2 separate regions of the Homo sapiens genome follow, and region 1 is linked to region 2. A link is a loop called in an ENCODE intact Hi-C map of the cell type or tissue named here. Cell type or tissue: natural killer cell. All regions are shown on one strand.

The links. Peaks named below come from ENCODE experiments on the same cell type or tissue, not always from the same donor. Only the 100,000 strongest peaks of a DNase experiment are listed, where the experiment ranks them.
Region 1: a loop joins it to region 2, with 5 times the contacts of the local background. A loop is called at or near these places in 11 of 110 quality-filtered maps.

What each region holds. Positions count from the first base shown.
Region 1 is chr17:47,775,284-47,777,783 of GRCh38, reverse strand. No RefSeq gene overlaps it. Among named protein-coding and RNA genes, the nearest start is that of TBX21, 43 kb to the right of the region's middle. In natural killer cell, a CTCF peak has its summit at 1,028 (motif pointing left); a DNase peak (open chromatin) is centred at 993.
Region 2 is chr17:47,697,757-47,700,256 of GRCh38, reverse strand. It overlaps TBKBP1 (TBK1 binding protein 1), which reads right to left. Exons shown (of 10, transcript NM_001394755.1): 5 at 1,482-1,662; 6 at 762-937; 7 at 560-621. Among named protein-coding and RNA genes, the nearest start is that of TBKBP1, 4.8 kb to the right of the region's middle. In natural killer cell, CTCF peaks have their summits at 1,113 and 1,312; DNase peaks (open chromatin) are centred at 583, 1,236 and 2,156; H3K4me3 peaks cover 1,024 bases; H3K27ac peaks cover 799 bases.

The DNA.
Region 1 (2,500 bases), 78 kb before region 2:
TTGCTGGGGCTGGATGGTGTCATATCCTTCCTTACAGATGAGGAACCTGAACCTCAGCGGGGCGATGACAGTGCATGACAGAGCAGGCCTAGAACCCAGGCCTCCTGAAGAATTCAGTGCTCTTTCCTCTGCCCCTCACTCCCTCTACGCATGTGAGAGCTGGGAAAGGAGGGTGAGGGGTCAGGAGTGACTCCGCTACGTCTGGATCCCTGCGGGCTGCATCCCCACAGAGCCCAGCTTCAGGGAGGTGGCCTGGGCCTGCATTGTAGGGAGGGAGGGTTGCGTGACCTCTCTTCTGATCTTCCACCTTCTCTCCCGCTTCCTAGGTACACGCCAGAGCAGTGGCGTCCCTTGTCACTCATGAGTTCTCTGCTGAATTGGGCAGTGGGCCTAATCACCACCCTGTTCTCACCCCAATCCTCACCCTCTCTGCAGGACACAGGGATGTCTCCCATCTCCCCACCTCACTCCCATCCCACTAACAACTCTCTCCCAAAAACCAGAGGTGAGGGCCAGAGCTAGACCCACATGACCTAGCCCAGACCATGGTCAGGCTCAGGTAGCTGGGGAGGCAGGAGTGGTTGGGGAGAGGTCTGTGGCTGCTTAGGGGCCAGATCACTATGAGGGCCCAGTGGGTGAGGCTGGTGGAGGGGCCTGACTCCCAGGGGTGGGCGTGGGGGAGGGAACAGGCATAGTTTTCCACAGAGAATGTGACTTTCCCTCTCCCCAGTGTCCTGGGGGACAGGGCTAAAGGTTGGGGATATCTGTGTCTCTGCGGGATAAGAGGTGGTGTGTATTGGGGTGCACACAGCCTGAGTTAGGAGATGCTTCTATATGGGTCATTTGCCATCACTAGGCGGCACCTTCAGCCATCATCACACATTTGTGGCCTGATTCTCACTGACCTGCTTCGATAGATACCCAAGTAGAAGAAAAGGCAATGAGTCCTACGAGGCTCTTCATCATAGTGAAGTGGGTGCTTTGGGGAGATTGGGGAGCCCTCTTGTGGATGCTTGAGGAATTTCACTATGTCTTTTCCATCTTCCATGCACAGTCATGCACCGCATAATATTTGTCAAGAATGGACCGCATAAATGACAGTCGTCCCATAAGATTATAATATGGTATTTTTACTGTGCATTTTATATGTTTAGATACACAAATACTTACCATTGTGTTACAATTGCCTACAGTATTCAGTGCAGTAACATGCTGTACACGTTTGTAGCCTAGGAGCAATAGGCTATGCCGCATAGCCTAGGTGTGAAGTGGGCTATACCATCCGGGTTTGTGGAAGTACACTCTGATGTTCCCACCACAATGAAATCACCTAACGACGCATCCCTACCCGTCATTAAGGGACACATGACTGCAGTTTCATAACCATTTCCATCCCACCCCCACTCTGCTCATGGGCCCATTGAGTGGTCTCTTTATTAAGGACAAAAAGAATTCATGGGTCCCAAGATTAAGTTTCAACACAGGAAACCCTATTATTGTATATATAAGCAACTAATAGCAGTCATTATGTGCTTTAGAAATAACTCTTCTTCCTCACAAGCTACCCTGTGAGGTAACTACTTTTATCATCCCTATTTTACAGATGAGGAAATTGTGGGACAGAGAAGTTAGGTGACTTGCCTAAAGCTGCACAGCTACTCTGGATTCCAGATTCTCTGCTGTTAAGCACTCCACTATACTGCCTCCCACTGGTGTGGGAAGGCTCATACAGTAACACAGTCACAGCCAGGGACTTGAGTGCATGCAACAGAGAGAATTTTCCCAGTCCTCTTCTCTGACTTCCCCAAAGCTCCTCCAGCACCTCCCCAGGATGTCTCTGTCCTGACACATGAATGGAGGGTCAGGAGACCTCCTAGAACCTCCCCTCTCTTTTTGTCACATCTGGTGGTGGAAAATGAGGGAGGAGACTGGGCTGCTCAAAGCTCAGAGACTCTCAGGGAGAATCAGGGTACTCTAAGTTAAATGGACCCATCATCAACTGTACCAGAAGCCAGTGTAGACACGGGCTAGTCCGATGAGGTCCACAGTGTCTTTCTGCTCTCCACCCTCTTGGCATGGAGTGGGTCCTGATGGATGATCATAAGACTTGCCTCTCTTCTGAAACCTGAAACCTGGGGGTGTGCAGGGTCAGAAGAACTCCCTTTCCACCATTTTATAGAGAAGGAAATGAAGTCTCTTCCCAAGACCAGTCACAACATGTGTTTGTTGACAATATACTATGAGTGCTGGGAGACAGGGCTACAAAGGCAGATAAAGAACATGCCTCTGCCCTTGAGGGACCCTGCATAGTAGAGGAAGGACAGATGAGTAAGCAATGACTGTGATTTCATGTGATGGGTTTGCAGTGGGGGGTGATTACTGCAGAAAAGGGGGCTGAACTATGCTTGGGTGGGGCAGGAAAGGCTTTTGAGGAGATGCCCTTGGGATTGGTCTTGGAGGGTGGGTCAGGATTAATCAGCTAGGATAAGAGCATCAATGT
Region 2 (2,500 bases):
AGCACTTTGGGAGGCCGAGGCGGGCGGATCACAAGGTCAGGAGATCGAGACCATCCTGGCTAACGCAGTGAAACCCCATCTCTACTAAAAATACAAAAAAAAATTAGCCAGGCGTAGTGGCGAGCGCCTGTAGTCCTAGCTACTCAGGAGGCTGAGGCAGGAGAATGGCGTGAACCAGGACGCGGAGCTTGCAGTGAGCCGAGATTGCGCCACTGCACTCAAGCCTGGGTGACAGAGCAAGACTCCGTCTCAAAAAAAAAAAAAAAATTAGCTAGGCATGGTGGTGCATGCCTGTAATCCCAGCTACTCGGGAGGCTGAGGCAGGAGAATTGCTTGAACCCGAGAGGCAGAGGTTGCGGTGAGCCAAGATCACGCCATTGCACTCCAGCCTGGGCAACAAGAGCGAAACTCCATCTCAAAAAAAAAAAAAAAGAACCCCACCTCCTTCCTATGAAGGATGCACACAGAGCAACAGCAGCCCAGACACCACACCCCTGAGGGCTGGGAGGGGAGGTCTCCCAAACATCACGGAGGGACCAGGGTTACCAATGTGACTTACTGATCATCCCCAACTCTTTTCACCCACGCCATGTCTCGCTCCGACTGGTTGGAGGCCAGATCCTAAGGAAGAAGATGAAGAGGTCAGAGCCCAAGCTCACCCCTGCCAGGGCCCTTGTCTACAGTTCCCTGGGCCAGTCTGCACACAGTGGGGAAGGCCCAGCCCTGGACCTCCAGAAGCTGTTCCAGGCCCCTGCATTTACCTGGGCCCGGGTCTCCTGCAGCTGCTTCAGCTCCCCCTGCAGCCGCTCGCACTCGGCCTGGAGCTGCTCCTCCCGGAGCTGAGCCCCCCGGGCCTCTCCCTGCGCGGCCTCCAAAGCCTCTTCTAGCCGCCGCCGCTCCAGGTCACTCACACTGGGTGTGGAGCCCGGCCAGCCTGCTGTCGGTGGACAGGACAACGTCAGGCGAGCTCAGCTGCCTCCTCCAGCTCCCAGAGCCAGAGTGAAACAGGAGGATGCAGCATGGGGACTCCAAGAGAGAAGCCAGGACAGCTAGCCAAGGAGGGATGACTGCGACAAGGGCAGCGAGGAAAGATGGGCTGAGCCGCATTTCTAATTTTCCTGGAGGCCAGGAAAAAAATAAGATGGGCTCTTGAAGGCTTTACTGGCCAGACTCAAGTCTAGAGCATCTGCAAGGGCCTCTCCTAGTCACAGCCAGAGACGGGGCGGGGGGACTCTGGGTGGGGGCGCCCTCTGCTGGCAGGCACAGGAATTGCAACGAGGTGATCAGGAATGACCGAGTTAGAAGGGGAGAAATTAGGGTAACAGTGGGTGAGGTGAGGGGACAGCAGGTAAGGGAGGATGGGATGATTATGGAGAAATAGATTATATTACAAATGGGATGGTAAGTAAGTGCGAGGTGTCTAGGAATGTTGAAATGGGGGTTGGGGACTAGGAGGTAAGTCGGGGTCACTGAGATCTCACCATGACTCAAGCCAGATCCCCCTCTCAGTGCCAGGTAGTGCAGGTCTAAATCAGTGCAGGGAGGGGCGGGGGCTGGCGGTGGGCTCAGGTTGGAGAAGGCTGCATCCTGGAGGCCTTGCTGTTGCCGCAGCTGCTGCTCCAAACCACAGATCTGACGCAGGTGCGTCTCCACCAGGGCCCTCTGGAGAGAGAGACAGAGGGGAGGGTCTGCACAGGCCCAGGACTTCCCCATGTCTGGAGAGTCATCACCCCAGACTACAGCAGAGGCCCCAGGTCACACATCCCAAGCCCACTCTCCAAGTGGCTGTGAGTGCAAAGTCTCCTCTCAGCCACCGCAATGCAGCTGTTGCGGGCTGTTGCCCCTGGCGAGGTCAAGTTAATGCCCCTGCTCTGTCATTAACACACAGGGACACTTAAAAGAACACTCAGCCCCCTGTTTGGAGGCCAGCCCCCCTCAGGAGCATCAGAACTTCCATTTGCATACATGACAAGAGCTTCTGGACTTCACCCACCTGATCCATAAAATGGGGATAACAGTCCCACACTCACCTCTTAGGGTTGTTTTGAGAATTAAAATGAGCTAGTGTATGCCAGGTGAAAAGAACAGTGCCTGGCACACCCCGAGTGCCACATAAATATCTATGATTATGAAGGCAAAGCATCTATACATGAATGCCCCATCACCCTCACCACAACCTGGTGAGGGTGTTAATATTTGCCCCACTTTTCAGAGGAGGGATGGAGGCTAAGTGACTTAACTGAGGTCATAGCTTAGGGTTGGCTGAGACCATGTCTCCTGATTTTTTTTTTTTTTTTTTTTTTTTTTGGAGACAGGGTCTGGCTATGTCACCCAGGCTGGAGTGCAGTGGCTTGATCTTGGCTCACCAAAGCTTCGATCTCCTGGGCTAAAGCGATCCTCCCACCTCAGCCTCCTGAGTAGCTGGGACCACAGGTGTGCACCACCACACCTGGCTAACTTCTTTTTTGTATTTTTTGTAGAGATGGGGTTTCACTATGTT